Linked DNA regions of Homo sapiens: region 1 is linked to region 2. A link is an interaction called in ENCODE POLR2A ChIA-PET data of the cell type or tissue named here. Cell type or tissue: OCI-LY7. All regions are shown on one strand. Each heading gives the region's core, and the rest is flanking DNA. Links, peaks and the distances in the headings are about the cores only.

Region 1 (8,403 bases), core at 248-8,247, 300 kb before region 2:
TGAATAACCAAAGGGCATGAAGAACCCTCCGTCTTGCCCCCACCAGGGTCCACATTATAATAGGCACTCAAAAATTATTTGTTGAATGAACAAATGGTGAAATATCCCCATTCCCTACAGCCTGCTCCCAAATATGTCCCTATTACCTAATGAAACAGAAAATGCACTGGATGGAGGTATTTTCTTAAGTAAAAGATCACCCCCAGGTACTTCTGGGATGGGTAATACTGCAGCCACACCAGTCACACAATTCTCCAGAGAAATAATTTCTGGAAATGGGAAGAGGAACAGACATGGGGGAAAGTGGGAGGAATGGGAAGAGAGAAGAGGCCACAGAGGTCAGGCTGCTTCCTTCACATCTTTTCCTGGGGTGGATCTGGCCTCGGCTGGAGGCCCTTCACCCTGAACTCTTAAACGAACAAAAAGTGTCCTTCCCACCCTTTCCGTAGCTTGCTTTCAAACATGTTTCTGGGAACCCCCTGGAGATAGCAACAGAGTCTGTGGACCACCTCCCACCTCCACTTATTTTTTGTTATGTCACAGCATTGATCTTTGTGACTAAGTGGCAACCCAAAAAGCCCAGGAACAGCATGCCTCCCTCAAGAGTAATTTTGCAAACTCTCAGGGGAGGAACAAGATCCAGGGTTTGCCAGTGGTGCCATTTGCAATGGCTGTGGAGATGGGAGGGTGGCGGGGAAAGGAAAGCCTTTGCTGCAGCTGCAGAGATCTCATCAAAGGCCCGCAGTTCAGGTGGAGTAAAGGAGTTGCAAACCTTGTGGGGAGAATGTGCTCAGCCTCTGCTCTGGCTTTGCCCATTGCTTTTATTATGTTTCAGTTTTTCTCCTTATGTCACTGTTGGCTTCTGTCTTGATAAGCAGCCGTTCAGAAAGCATAAACCTATGCCTGGACTGTCACCCTTTAGAGACTAAAATGGAATGTTTCTGGAATACACTTTCCCCTCAGGTCTGCACGCAGCCCCAGGCACAGCAACTCCACAGCTGGGGAGTGCAGAGTCAGGCCACCACCCATATCATTGAGGCTTCCCAATTGTTTTTCCATGATAAAAATAGACGATTAACACAAATTTATTTGGGAAGAAGGGAAGTTCTGAATAAACGGGTTAACAGCCTCCATTACAGACCTCTTCCTCACCAGCTGCCATCCTCAGATGGCAGGTGCTCAGTAAATATTTGCACTATGTACTGGGGGTTGAATTAGGTTTACGTGATTGACATGAAATGCCAGCCAATCCATCTTACTAATTCTGCTTTGTTCCAAGAGCTCTAGGGTCCGGCCTTCAACAACAGCTGGGGGAAAGGCTCTACCAGATTTCTTCTCCTCATCCTCCAAAATCCTGGTGAATTCATCACCTGAGTTAAAATTACCATCCTCTTGCAAAGCAGCGTCTATAGACATGAACCATCCTAACTCCAGCTGTTTGTTATAGCCAAAGCAACATGAACTTAATTTAAATGGATGAGTGAGTGTTGGTGGTGAAAATCACGCTAAGAATGACCAAAGAAACAGGCTGTAAGATTCCCTGAATAGTGCTTTGGCCTCAGAATATGTAGAGGTGTGGGGAAATGTTAGGTGCACCCCATCTGGGCAACATCTGTTGTTTTGGGAGCCGAAAGTTTATTTGCTGAAGCATATCTGAAGGGTTTGATTTGGTTTTCCTGTTTCCATTCTGGGCTCTGGTGCTTAATTTTGCTTCGTGAGGCTCTCAAGGGACAGGTGCATCCCATCTGCTGACTTCCTGTTGGCTCTGAGGTGACATATTCTCATTAAGACGGCTCCTATTTAAATGCTGTGTCTTCTGCTATTGCCGTCTCCGCATCTTTCTCCTTTTCAGTTTTCTTTCTCTCCAACTGGTCCCAATGGACTCAAATGGACTACTTGACATTCCCCTGCTTTCAGTCCTCCACCTGTATTCCATCAGTATGGAATACGATAATTACTTCGTTCATGTTTTAATTCACTGGGCTGCAAACAAGAGCCAGGGAAAGCGAGAAACTCCATTTTCCACTGGAAAATGCCCAGGGGTTAACAAGAGAAGTGTTCACAGGAAAGGAAATTAATGGCTTGATGAGATTTCAGGGTGTGTACTGGAGAGGATCACCCAACAGGAAGCCTCTTCCCTGATGCTGAGGCCATGAATACATTCCGTACCACAGCAGGATTTGAAGTGCAGATCCACACACGTACCTCATATTTCACTATGAGAGTTACTTCTTAAGCATGCTGTTAAAAGATGGGTATTTAACTGGGCTAGAGCATTTTGTTTCTCAAGTGGGAGGAGCTCAGTAGACTAGAAATTACATCATTATCATCATGATCATTGTTGTTGTATATAAAAGAACATGGCTGGCCTTTGTCCATAGTCCCTGTGAGCTAACCTAAGTCGTTGGATTTTCCTGAGTGATAGGAGTATCTTTGTTATTCATGGTGGGCCCCTCAGACCATATCTTAGTTTATGCTAATACTGTGGCTCAGGATGGGATCTGTCTATGCTAGAAAGACTAACCATGTGATGAGAGGGTTGAAGCTTTGAGCTGCGTGATATCAACCCCACCTCTGGGGAGGAGAATGGAGCTAGAGATTGACTCCAACCATACAGAAATGATGTAACCAACCATGCCTATGTAATGAAACTCCAATAAAAACTCTGGATACCAAGGCTGGGTTGAGCTTCCTGGTTGGTGATACGCTGATGTGTCAGGAGGGTGCCACATCCTGAGGACATGGAAGTTTTGCATATGAGCCCTTCCAGACTTTGCCCTATGGGTCTTTTCTTTTGTCTGGTCCTGACTTGTATCCTCTATAATAAAACTATAGTCATAAATATAGCACTTTTTTAAGTTCTGTGAGTCACTCTACTGAATTATCAACCCTGAAGAGGTAGTGGAAACTTCTGAATTTGTACCCAGTTGGTCAAAAGTGCAAAGGGCCTGTGAGTCCTGGAACTTACAGCTGATGTCTAAAGTGAATAGAGTCTTGTTGGGTTCATGCCCTTGAATCTGTGGAGTCTATGTTAATTGCCAAGTAGTTAGTATCAGAATTGCATTGCAGTCATCATCATCATCATTGCCTCACTTTATTGAGTTATTACCAAATGGTACTTTGTATATGTCATGGGACCCCCAAATTTATACACTATACTCAGATATGCAAAGAAAATGTTGCTCTCACAATGGATTTTATCTAACAATCTTCACTTTCTTCCTCAGTCATTGAATAGTAGGAGAAAAACAGAATTTAAATTTGATAATTTATAGCATCAGAGTCTCTTTCAGTTTAAACTCTTTTAACTCCATCTTTTTAGAGCATGTACTCAACCTTCCAAGCTCTCCTTTCCCACCCACAATCCTCTTTAGGGTGAAATTTAGAGTTTTGGGTGGAATCATGGCCTAAAGGTTGTCAATGCTGTGTCAGCAAAAGGGACTCAAATCCTTGGAGCCATGCTGCCCTTAGGCTTGAGCAAGAGCTGCCCTTGGCAGGCGGGGGCAGTTCTTGCTCTGACTTTTCTCTTGTCACAGCCCACACCAAGGGGCAGGGTCTCCAGGCAGCCAAGGAGATGTGCTCACCAGAGTCTGCACCTCCACTACTGCGTCATATTCAGGATACCCAGGACACAGGAATCCCTTCCTTCCCAACTTCTCCAGTGCACTTTCAGGGCCTCTGCAGGCTTCCTCCTTAGGTTTATCTCCTGATGGTGGACCCCACAACAAGTATGCATACCCTTAGGCCAAAGAGGTGGCCAAGGAGAAGCTGTAGCAGAATGGGATTGGGGTGAAGGAGCCTGGACCTGCAGCCTGGGGGGTCTATGTGCCTGTGCAAACCTTCCAGACAAAGTTGGGGTTGAGAAGAGATAGAAGCAGGCTGGGGCTGCATTTGTACTCACCTCGGGCCCTGCTCTGGATCCTCATCGGCTTCTGATGCACTGTGACTTGTCTGATCCAGATCCTGGGCAGGTGACCTCTGAGTTGTCAGGCCTTTGCAATGATGCACTGGCATCCATCACTGGAGTCCATGGTCCTTGACGTTCACCTTCAGTCATGAAGTCCACATATACAGGGTTTACTCTGTCTTGACTGCAGGACTCGGCCAGCAAACCAGCCCTCTCATCTTCACCTGTCCCCTCATGGAAGCACAGGGAAACTTCTAGAACCCCTGCATATCATATGTAACTATGGGAAATCAGGAACATTGCCACCTCTCTGCTCCTCCTCTGGCTACCATTTATACTGTACTGGATGTGGCCATAGGGGAGGCTTCCCTTAAAGTTTCATCATTCAATATATAGTCTACATATGGCTTGCAGGAGTTCTAGAAATTTCTTTATGCAGTTGAAAAGAGGTTAGTCTGAATTGAGATGTGCTGCACCAAATACACATCAGATTTCAAAGACTGACCCCCCCAAAAGTAAAATATCTCATTAATTTTTTCTATTGATTGCATGTTGAAATGATAATATTTTGGATATATTGAGTTAGATAAAATACATTATTGATTTTATCTTTCTTTTTTAGATTTCTTTCTTTTTTAGAGACATGATCTTGCTCTGTTGTCCCAGCCAGAGTGCAGAGTTGCCATCATAGCTTACTGCAGGCTCTAACTCCTGGGCTCAAGCAAATCTCCTTCCTCAGTCTCCCAAAGTGCTTGGATTACAGATATAAACTACCACGCCTGGCCTATTTCTTCTTTTTTTCCTTCTTTTAGTAGGCTTTTTGTTAATTTATTTATTTGTCCTAGTTTTCTGGCAATCTGAGCAGTTAAAGCAGAAAGCTTTTAGGGCTTTAACCTTGAGCCAATGAAGCTAGATGAATAACTCTTTGTAAATGGTAAAGCAGCTGCAATAAAAAAAAAAAAAATGGCCAGATTGGCCTGGCTCAGCAGATGGCCTAGAACCAGGGAGCCAGGACTAGCCATTGGTTCATTACCTCTTCTGCAAAGCCTTAGGGAGCCTGCCTCACCCGTAGTCTCCTTCTGAGGGTGACCAAGAGTGATGGTACATGACCCATGACCCCGTCACATTAATAGAACAAGGAAGCTATTGTTGGATTAGCCAGAGCCTGAAGGTGACCTTGAGCAAGAACTCCACCAGCTGGATGGTGAAGGCTGTCCAACCAGATGCTCTGTCAGGGCATTCAATATGGACACACAGAGAAAGTCTGTTGGTAAAGTCAGGAGCAGCAGGTGCAGAGGCAAAATATATGCATCATTGTCATGGTGGAGCCCCAGAGCAGGGATCTGCAGATGCCCAATTCTGAAGAGTCGCCAACCAGATACTGTTGTGGCAGTGTCACCAGAGCTACTACTGGAGTAATGGGGCTACAACCACTTCCTGGACCATGTTTTTGTTTCCATGGAGGCCTGACCACGTGGCCTGAGACAACTTTCTGTCTCCTTTATTTTCCTAAGTAGCCTTATATAATAATTAACCCTCATTTGTGGAAATAACCTAAGGACATATCTGTATCTTGAAACCTTGAAACCACTGAATCTAATATACTTGCACATGCTACAAAAAGAAACAACCAAAAGGATCAGACCACAGCTTGCTTCCCTAATGAAGGACTAGTGGTTCACGTCAACCCCACGAAGTGGTTCTTTCTAGATGTCACCAGTAGGGCAGCTCATTCCTAATCCTCTTCCACATTGCCAGCCTCCGCTTTAGAAACTGGAACAGGGAAATGCTTCTTTCCCAACAATTCCTGCAGCTAAGCATCGCCTGTTTCTTTTTGCTTTAAAAACGTGGCCAGCAGAAAAGTTAAAATTACATATATGGTTCACATTAGATTTCTACTGAACAGCTCTGTCCTAGAGACTTGGTGGCCCAGCCAAACTGTCTGAGGCAAATGGTATTTGCCTCCCCAGCCTTGCAGTTCCTCATACATGACCTCTTTGCCCTCTTGTTGTCTCTCGTCGTCTTTGTCATTCCATCAGAGAAGGGCAGAATTCCTCCTTCATTTTCCTATCTCCTGTGAACTTCTCCTGTGTTCTAGCCTCTTTCCTTCCGAAGCCTCTAAGCCAAGCCTCACAGCTCAGCCATAATGATGGAAAGGGAGTCTGCTCTACACTTTGAAAGAAACTTTATAATCCTGTCAGTTAGACTTGTTCTGGATGAGCAACAAACAAAATTTGAATTTTTTTCCTTTTTAAAAAAGTTTAAAGTTTCTTCTTCTGTGATCCCCCTTCCCTCTCCAAAGTCCTACTTTGGATGTCAAAAACTACATATAACCTCCCACTTCCTCTTTGGTTTCCTTTTGTAATACTCCCAACTCTCTGTGATGCATCTCTGAATGAACGGGGTGAATGCAAAATGAGAAAAACACATTCATAAATTTTAAATGTGTGTATCTGTTATATGAATGCAGTCATCCTTCAGTATACACAGGGGATTGATTCCAGAACCCCGTGTATAATCAAATCCAAGCATACTCAAGTCCCGCAGTCAGCCCTGCAGAACAAGCATATAGGAAAAGTCAGCCCTCCCCATACATGGGTTTCACATCCCAGGAATGCTGTAATTTCCATTCATGTTTAGTTGGAGAAAAGCTGCTGTAAGTAGACTTGCACAGTTCAAACTTGAGTTGTTCAAGTGTCAACTGTGTTATCTAATATCATCATCAACAACATATATGCCCAAGAAGTAGGTATAATTAACTCTATTTTATATATGAAGAAATGAGACTAAAAGGTATCAGTGGCAAAACTAAAATTTCAACTTAGGTTTTTGGACCCTTAAAGCCTCATTCATTCAATTCAATGAATATTTATTATCCACTTTATGCTAGGCACTGTTCTAGACACTTGGGATGCGTCAGTGAATGAAACAAGCTCTCTGAAGGCAATTTTCTAGCAAGGGGGGGACAGATTATAAACAATGTGGTTGGCAGAATAATGGCTCCCAAAATATGTTCATGTCCTGATCCCCAGAACCTGTGAATATGTTACACTGGATGGCAAAAAGGACTTTGCAGCTATGATTAATGTTATGAACCTTGAGATGGGGAAAGTATCGTGGGTTATCCAGTTGGGCTCAGTGTAATCACATGGGCCCTTGGAAGTGGAAGAAGAAAGCAGAAGAATCAGTCAGAGACATGGGATGGAAGAAGAGGCAGGAAAGATTTGAAGCATGAGGGGTACTTGACCTACTGTTGCTGGCTTAGAAGATGAAGGAAGGAGCCATGAGCCAAGGAATATGAGTGGCCTCTGGAAACTGGGAATGCCAACAAGGAAACAGGAACCTGAGTCTATCAATCACAAGGAACTAAATTCTGCCAGCAATCTGCATAAGCAAGAAGACAGATTCTCCCCTAGAGCCTCCAGAAATGAAGGCAGCCCTGCCAACACCTTGACTTTGGCTTTGAGAGACTCTAGCCAGAGAAAGCAGCTGAGCCCACCAGACTTTTGACCAATAGAACAATAAGATAATAAATCTCTGTTGTTTTGAACTGCTAAGTGTGTGGTAATGTGCTATGACAGTAATAGGAAATGAATACAAGCAATACATATAATAAATAAGCATATCAGTCAGTATCCAATGAGGAAAAGAAAAACCGTTCTCGATAATCAAAGCAAAAAGATTTAACGCATGTAACTGGTGGGAAAATTTCTGGAAGGGCTGGAAGAACAAAAGAGGAAAGGGAATATTACCTGTATGGCAGACTGATTGCATTTATGGTCACAATCCTTTACCCTTCCCCGTACCCAGATCCTTTGCCATGTGACTTTGGAGTCCCTCCCATAAAAGTGGAGTGCATTTCTCCACCCTATGTGACTTATGGGGCAGAAGTGATGATGAGCCACTTCTAAATCCAGGCTCATGAGGCTCTGCACGTTTCCACTTGCTGCCTCTCGGATGCCTGCCATCACCATAGAACATGCTCAGGCTCTCTTGCTGGAGGACAAGAAACCCATGTCTCAGAGTCTAGTGGCCGCAGTCAAGGCCAGCCCATCCGAGCCAACAACCAGCCAACACCTAGCTAACCCTGGATAGACAAACACTACATTCTTTTATTTTTGAATGCTACTAAAATGTTATGGTTGTATGTTTCATGGAACTATTTTGGCAATAGGTAACTTACATCCATGGAAATCAGGAAATTATCATCACTCCTGACTTAGAGGGTAAAAAGTGGGAAGGGGTGTTACTCAGAGATCAGGAAGCTGCTACTGCCCCTAGCTGATGCCCATAAGCCCAGTATTTATCACTGTACTGCTGGAGAGACTGTTGCTGCTACTAACACTGATGGAGACACTATTGCTGACGTTGCTGGAAACACTGCCACTAGAATTCAGAAAGTGATTCCCACCCCATGGTTGAAATTCATGAGTCCACAGTGTTGGAGGCATACTTGTGTTAATGAACAGAAGATAAACTCTGCCTCCATCTTCTTA
Region 2 (8,252 bases), core at 253-8,252:
GAAAAACATTTCCAAAACATGAAAACAAGTAATAAACTCAACAAGATGCAAGGGAGAAGAAAATTCACGTAATTTTGTTTACACAGGAGAGATGCTAGCTATGTCCCTAAAACAACTTCAATCCCAGGCAAATAAACAACAAAAAAGCTACAGGAAGACCTACAGGTCTAATTGGCCAGGGGCCCAGATGCTACAAACATAGAAAACATGTATAAGTTTTGGGAGTGGCTTCTTAAGAAATGGAGAGGAAGTAGGTGAAAGTTGTAGTTGTGTAATCGTGTTACTTGAGATTAGAAAATGCAATATTAGGCCAGGCGCGGTGGCTCACGTATGTAATCCCAGCATTTGGGGAGGCCAAGGCGGGCGGACTGCCTGAGGTCAGGAGTTCGAGACCAGCCTGGCTAACATGGTGAAACTCCATCTCTACCAAAAATACCTAAAAATACAAAAATTAGCCAGGCGTGGTGGCACACGTCTGTAGTCCCAAGTACTCAGGAGGCTGAGGCAGGAGAATAGCTTGAACCCAGGAAGAAGAGGTTGCAGTGAGCTGAGATCACGCCACTGCACTCCAGCTTGGGTGACAAAGCAAAACTCCATCTCAAAAAAAAGAAAAAAGAAAATGCAATATTAGCAAAGCTAATTATTCTTACATTTCATTATATTAATATCAAATTTCAAAGAAAGCTTTGGGCAGCTCCACATGAGGGATAAATTAGGTTCACAAAAACTAGAAGAACTAGATTTGCAAGTTCTGTTTAATATCCCTCACTTGAAAATGCATTTCAGAACCTAGAATGTCTCCCAGTCTGCCTTTCCCTTTTCTGATATTCCACTCATCTTCAAACTTTCCAGGATAGTTTGTTTTTCTCCATGAAGTACTTCCAGGGTCCACCACACTGATGACTTCCTGTTATTGGTCAGTGGACAACAGCCATGAAATGGGAAACACTAAAATCAGCTTCCCTCTTTCCTTACACAGCCTCTTGGCAACCAAAGCTCATTTCTCAGTAAGTGATTGCCTTTGAGGCCCTTTGGGGGATCTGGGGCTATTTAATAAACAATAACAACAACCAGTACTGGCTTCTCTTTTCTTTGGGTTATCTGAGCATTTTTAATAGAAAAATCTACATTGTATCATTATTAAAAGCCAAAAGATGAATGAAAATTAATCTCAAAAAGCATGCAAAGACTGAGAATGCGAGTTCACAGCTCCTCCTCCACCATGAATATTTTGTCAGAATCAAACAGTCACAGATAGGATTAAGCAGCCAGAAAGCAACTCTAAGCAAACCGTTATACAATAAGCTCCAAAGGAGACAACTCCCAGAAGACTGACTAATTAATTACTATGGGAAGAAGGGCTCCTCCACAGATGCAGAACAGGATTCAACTCATTTCAATCTCCATTGAGAGAATTAGGTAAAACTGAAGGCAGAAGGCTGGGTGCGGTGGCTCACGCCCATAATCCTAGCACTTTGGGAGGCCGAGGCAGGTGGATCATGAGGTCAGGAGTTCGAGACCAGCCTGGCCAAGATGGTGAAACCCCGTCTCTGCTAAAAAATACAAAAATTAGCCAGGTGCATGGCGGGCACCTGTAATCCCAGCTACTCGGGAGGCTGAGACAGGAGAATCGCTTGAACCCGGGAGGCGGGGTTTGCAGTGCGCTGAGATCCCACCACTGCACTCTAGCCTGGGCGACAGAGCAAGACTCCGTCTCAAAAAAAAAAAAAAAAAAAAAAATCTAACTGCAAAGGATTATTCTCAATTTTATTTGCACTTATATAAGCAAAACAATTATATATTTTACTGCCAAAATGTGTAAATTACAATAAAAATACAAATAACCCAGTGTCCTTGCCCATCAATGCCTCAATTCTAACTTGATTGCTTCCCTAGAGGTGCCACTGTCCCCAGGTGTGAGTGGATCTTTCTAGACCCTTTGCTGTGCCATTATTCTACATTCATTATGTCTTGGAGGTTGCTGTATGTTTAACAGATAAATCTATTTGCATCTTCTTACATACTACATAGAATTCTAGGCTGGGCCCAGTGGCCCACACCTGTAATCTGAGCACTTTGAGAGGCCAAGGCAGGAGGATCACTTGAGCCCCGGAGTTCAAGACCAGCCTGGGCAGCACAGTGAGAGACCCCGTCTCTACAAAAAGTAAAAAAATTGGCCAGGCATAGTGGTGCACGCCTGTAGTCCCAGTTACTCAGGAGGCTGGGGTAGGAGCATCTCTTGAGCCCAAGAGTTTAGGAGACTGAGGTGGGAGGATCACTTCAGCCCAGAAGGTTGAGGCTGCAGTGAGCCATGATCGCGCCACTGCACTGCAGCCTAGCCAACACAGCAAAACCCTGTCTCAGAAAAATAGATAAAAATTTAGAATTCTACAATCTGATTGACTCTAATTTAGTTTGTTATCCTGCTGATAGGCATTTAGTTTTTTTCTGATTTTTTCTCACTATTATAAATAATGTACAATGGATATCATCCTTATTATGTGTATCTCTCTGTTCACATGTAAAGTGTTGAGAAGGACAGAAGCTAAAGTCAGCTTTATGACAGAAGTCATAAAGTTAGTACATTTAAAATTTGAACGGATACTGCCAAACTCTCCATAAGAAGGGTTTTGGAAACTCTGGAATTAGGGGTAATAGAGCAGAAGAGAGGAGGAGTGGAGGTGCCGGCAAGAGAGGCAGAGCTGGGGACACACCATCTCTCAGCCAGGTACTCCTGTGCTGCCCCGGCAAGGTCAACATGTCAATCTTCCAGATTCCTGAGGGCCTTTGTAAGCAATGCCCCTACAACCAAAGCCGGGAAGAGAGTGAATAGGACCCTCTGAGCCAAAGACACAAATCTATTTCTAACTCAAGACAACTTAAAACCACAGCTACGGAGGTCTGAACTTTCGTTTCGGCTAGAAAATACGGCTATGGCCCCACACAGAATACAGGGTCTAACAGAAGACACTGTGCTGCCCTGAGGTGAACACGGCTGATGGAAAGATATCTCTTGAACATAGAAATGTGAAATTTCTATAAAGAGAGGACTAAATGCTGAAACATGCAGGTCTTTCTATTCTAACCATTTAGAGAAAACACATGCTTATAGTCTAAGTGAGCCTCAAATCTGCTAGTTTCTTTTTTTTTCTTTTCTTTTAATAGAGAAGGGGTCTTGCTCTGTCCCTCAGGCTGGAGTGCAGTGGCACAATCATAGCTCACTGCAGCCTCAAACTCCTAGACGCAAGCCATCCTCCCACTTCAGCCTTCCCAGAAGCTGGGACTAGAGGTGCATGCCAACACATCCGCTACTTTTTTACTTTTTGTAGAGACAGGGTTTTAACTATGTTGCACAGGCTGGTCTCAAATTCCTGGCCTCACAAGATCCTCCCACTGCAGCATCCCCACACTGCTGGGATTATAGGTGGGAGCCACCTCACTCAGCCAAAATTAGCTTGCTTTCTTCTTAAATGTGTGGACCTGAACGCAGTGGTAATACATTATTTGCAAGTTCAACTATTTACATAACTGTCTCCCGTACTTTTTTTTTTTTTTTTTTTTTTTGAGACAGGGTCTCACTCAGTCACCCAGGCTAGAGTGCAATGGCACAATCTCGGCTCACTGCAACCTCCACCTCCCTGGCTCAAGCAATCCTCCCATCTCAGCCTCCTGGAGCAGCTAGGACTACAGGTGCACACCATGACACCTGACTAATTTTTGTATTTTTTGTAGAGACGGGGTTTCGTCATGTTGCCCAGGCTGGTCTCGAACTCTTGGCTCAAGTGATCCTCCCATCTTGGTCTGCCAAAGTGCTGGGATTACAGACATGAGCATATAATTTGTAAAAATCCAGTGAATTTAGAGTTTGCATGTATAATCTTCATTCCGTACTATATGTTACATGACATACACATGTATTACAGCCTAGAGTTTGAGCATCCACGCACTCATTCCCAACTACTATGTGCAGGTATTGCTCTAAACTAGGGGGATACGAGCTGTGAATAAAACAGTTTAAAAGTTCATGCTAAAAAGAGCTAACGTTCTACTAGTGAAATGCTGTATGCACAAAACTATGCTCTACTTGATGGATATTTGAAGTATTTTCATGGTTAATTCGGACTAGTCATGATGTTTGCCTTAGGCAGGACATTAGGACCTAATGTTCCCCAAAAGATAGGACTCTACACCAAACCTATAACCTCAAGATTTGAGAGCCCCATTACCTGTTCCCCAGTTCTAGTGATGGGAACCAGTACATGGCAGACATTTAAGTTTCCGGCCCCAGCATCTTTCTTATATCAGACCTGGAATTGAATGATGGTGCCCAGCAGCTGGGGAACTAGGGTGCCCAGACCCTCATTTTCTCCAACCCCACTTCTTCCTGGATCACCAAATGCTTGGTTTGGATTGTTAAAGTTTAGGAGAGGCCATTGTTTTTGACTCCTGCACTAGGCCCCAGCAGACCAGACCGAACCAAAATGAAGCCACTTGTACTAAGTGCCACTGAATTTGGGGGCCAGTTTTCTTTAAAAACAAAAACCAAAAAAAAAAACCACTGAAAGATTCTAGTCAATGTGAGTCTGCCTAATAAGGAAATCCTCTGTTTTAACCTTTTGTTCTGTTTCTGCTTTTTTTCAAGCCTTTTCTGCCTATAAAGACACCCTCCTCTGCTCAGCTAACTGGAACAGTCGTTCTACTTCACATTCTAGAATCACAAATAAAATCCAATTCAACTTTCCAACTAAATTTGTAATTTCGTCCTTTGACAGAATATATAAAAAGATGACTGGCTGGGCACAGTGGCTTACACCTATAATCCCAGCACTTTGGAAGGCTGAGGCAGGAGGATCGTTGCTTTGAGCCTAGGAGTTTGAGACCAGCCTGGGCAACATAGGGAGACTCCATCTCTACAAAAAAAAAAAAAAAAGAAAAAAAAAAAAGAAAAATTAGCCAGGCATCGTGGTGCACATCTATGGTCCCGGTTACTCAGCAGGCTGAAGCAGGGAATCACTTGAGCCCCAGAGGTTAAGCCTGCAGTGAGCCATGATCGTGCCACCACATTCCAGCCTGGGCAACAGGGCAAGGCCCTGTCTCTAAAAAAAAAAAAAGAAAGAAAAAAAAAAAGACTTTTTTTTTTTTAACTTGTAAACAATTTGCCATTTATTCCAAAATGCCATATAGACATAATTACTATTAAACATGTCATACTAATTTATTGCCACATTATTCTTACCTAGTCTACCCACTATGTGGTTCATACAGCCTAGTCAGTTACCTGCAACTTAAGCAAGAACTCTGGTACTCTGAGCACAATGTTCAGGTCACTGACGTTTCCCTTTTGAGAGAGATGGGAGAATAACTGCACATAACGCATATAAGACCATGGAGGGTCTAACACAGGAGTCAGCCAACGACAGCCAGTGGGTCAAATCCAGCTAGCCTCCTAGTTTTATTGGAACATAGCCACACTGGTTGGCTGGCCATGCCATTGGCTGGCATATTGTTTTGGCTGCTTTTGCACTACAAAGGCGAGAGCTGCTACAGAGACCACAGGGCCTCCAGTGTGTACTAGCTGGCTCTTTGTAAGAAAAGTCTGCCCCACCCCTGCGCTACTAGGAAGAATAGATGAGGAGTTGTGGCTAACTGTTAACTGCCTAAGTACAAATGCACATTTCAAAAGCAAGTGACAACTGGTGATAACTTACTCTACAAATCAAGAGCCAAAAGAGCAGCTCCTTTGGGCTGCGGTCCAGCTGTCCCAACCCTCCGCTCCTGCCTTCTCCCATGAGACTCTTCCCTTCCTCAGGGCTGTCCTCAAATGGAACTTGGGCCTTAAGTGAATCAAACTGTGTATCTCCCATATGTCATTTTTTTTTTTTTAGCAGAAAATAAAGTACCTTAATTTATCCACCCACAGAAAGTTTTTCAGATGGGGTGGGAAGGAATGGAGAGAGAATGTGTCTATGAGCTTCCAGCGCTCATCTCTGCGGCTCAGAAGCCATCAATAGCTCGAACAGAAAACGTCCTCACATCTGTCACACAAACACACCCCATGGAACCAAAAATAAACCCCACACTGATGAAAGCCAGCATGTCGAAAGATAATTTTAGATCTATTTGAAGACTGCAGAGACTGTCTCGCTGAAATTTTAAAACCACACCACCAGAATACCCAACCCCTTATGATTATGCTCAGCCCTGATGAGGAGGCAAAAACACTTCATTCCATTTTATAAACCTCCCAGGCACCTCAGCTCTGTCTCTAGAATGGGGAGAGAGCATTCCTGAGTTACCACGTGACTCCGAAGGTCAGCCGAGTCACATCTGAGCCAACACCACTGTCCAATATTCACTAATGGAGTTCACATATTTTTAGCTTTCAGACATACACAGTCTAGCATCACAGGCTCCTTCCAGACACACTTGCCAAACTGCTCTCTTTTCCCCTACCTGAGGGCCAGCTCTATGGGGACAATAACTGTGTGTTACTCAGTGTCTCTGAAATCCCCAGCACCTTTCAGAGTGCTCGCCACTTGCATCTGAAAGAATGACAGCTAGGCAATTTTTTAAACTTTTGAAGAATGAGCTCGGATTACAGTTTAATCAAGTCACAGAATCATCCTATTAAATTTCTATGCAGAGTAAGTATCAAGATTCAGCCATTCACAATATCTATGCATTGTTTCCTGTTCCCATCGCTCTGAGGCTACTTTTTCTTCCATTCTTCGTTGTGCCATTTCTCTGTTCTCTCCAGCCCCATGTTTATGATGGCTGACAATGCTCATTTCCAAAGCTTTTGTCTGTTCTATTTATCTGCAGGCTACTCCGAGGCCCTGTCTGTGGACAGTTGCTTAACAGACGCTTTAGATGACTACAGAAAAAAACGTGTTAGGAAAACTTTCATTCTCACATCTTATCATTCTCTCTCGTCCATAGCCAGACCAATCCTAAAAGAGATCCAGCTGACACCTGGTGCTCCCGCAAACGTGCAGGTAATGGATCCTCACAGACCAAGGACAGTATGTATTGTTTCCAATTTCCTGCCTCCTGGCAAGCTCATTATTACTGGACCAGGATCAAACCTCTTTGTCCTTGGTTCAGGCTCAAAAAAAGACTCTCAGCAGAATATCCATTAGTTCAAATTGCTGCCTCCAGTACAAAACGATTTCCCACCACTACTTCCCGACATCCACTTGTATGGGGAAGGATAAGGCCCAGCAATGACAGCTGAGGCATAGGAGGGTACAGGGACTCCTTGCTTTCTCTCACATGTTATCTCCGGATGAAATTTAGACCAAAAGATAAAACCGTTTGGAAACATATGTCTCCAGAGTCATCCTAACTTGGAGGGGAGGGAACTCAGAGGATTTAAGAGGCAAAACCTCAAAGCCAGCTCCCCAGAGGAAAATTCTAAAAGGTCATGGTGAGAATTTTCCCTCAGTTCTACAATGGGCTTGAGGTTCGATGGTCCCAACCCACTTTTAATCTCAAAAACTTCCTCCTTGATAACTTGACACATAAGGTACAACAGTACCATGAACTCAGTTGCTACGCAGAAAGAGAACTTTTGAAAAGCACTCCATCTCAGCTGGATTTTAAAAAAGCATTCCAGAATCAAAGAACTGGGTCAGCAATATTTTCTTGTTATTGTTAATTTGACACTTGTTCTGACACAAAAGCATATAAGCGGAGAATGGAGAGAGTTCTACTTGAGGCTTCAATGTGCCTATGCCAGCCCCTGATGCAGGTCTCAGGTACAGTGTGCTCTGAACATTCAACCAGTAAATATCAAAGGAAAATCAAGAGCCAGACTCTCCAGCTTCAGCATGAAGACCTGTCATTTTACATTGGGACAAACTGCACAGTATTTTGGATCAAAGCGGAATATTTTTCACTGATGATGTTTGTTTTAAAAAGATGGTTATACCAAACACAACCTGAAAACAAGTTCTATTTTACATGTAAAGCCACTGAATAAATAAATACTAGTTTTGTGGCTACCTCTGTTTTCTACTTCAGAATAACAGTCATCCCTTGAGCTCAGCTTTTGGTCATCACAACAGGAAGCAGGCAGATGGGAAATGTAACTAAGCTAAGATCGCTGCTGAGGGCCCCAGGCAGCGCTATTTCCAAAAGTAATACTTCTTACCACTGGGCCCAGAAGAAAGTCTAGAAAGCGGAGGAAGGATATGCTTGATAAAAGGCATTTAACTGTGACTTCTGTGAATATCTGACCAACAAGCAAACCT

What was found. Peaks named below come from ENCODE experiments on the same cell type or tissue, not always from the same donor. Only the 100,000 strongest peaks of a DNase experiment are listed, where the experiment ranks them.
Region 1: POLR2A ChIA-PET joins it to region 2 with 6 read pairs; 1 of 35 experiments calls an interaction of 5 or more read pairs at or near these places.

Annotation. Positions count from the first base shown.
Region 1 is chr5:79,885,412-79,893,814 of GRCh38, forward strand. All of the region lies in intron 1 of LOC105379048 (a long non-coding RNA gene), which reads left to right. Among named protein-coding and RNA genes, the nearest start is that of LINC01455, 47 kb to the right of the region's middle. In OCI-LY7, for the core only: no CTCF peak of the experiment used is centred there; DNase peaks (open chromatin) are centred at 770, 1,230, 1,700 and 5,130; H3K4me3 peaks cover 1,558 bases; H3K27ac peaks cover 4,852 bases.
Region 2 is chr5:80,186,566-80,194,817 of GRCh38, forward strand. All of the region lies in intron 2 of SERINC5 (serine incorporator 5), which reads right to left. Among named protein-coding and RNA genes, the nearest start is that of SERINC5, 65 kb to the right of the region's middle. RefSeq lists enhancers at 994-1,824, 5,200-5,771, 5,772-6,342, 6,915-7,485. In OCI-LY7, for the core only: a CTCF peak has its summit at 8,106; DNase peaks (open chromatin) are centred at 3,466, 4,586, 5,616, 6,086 and 4 weaker places; H3K4me3 peaks cover 6,805 bases; H3K27ac peaks cover 8,000 bases.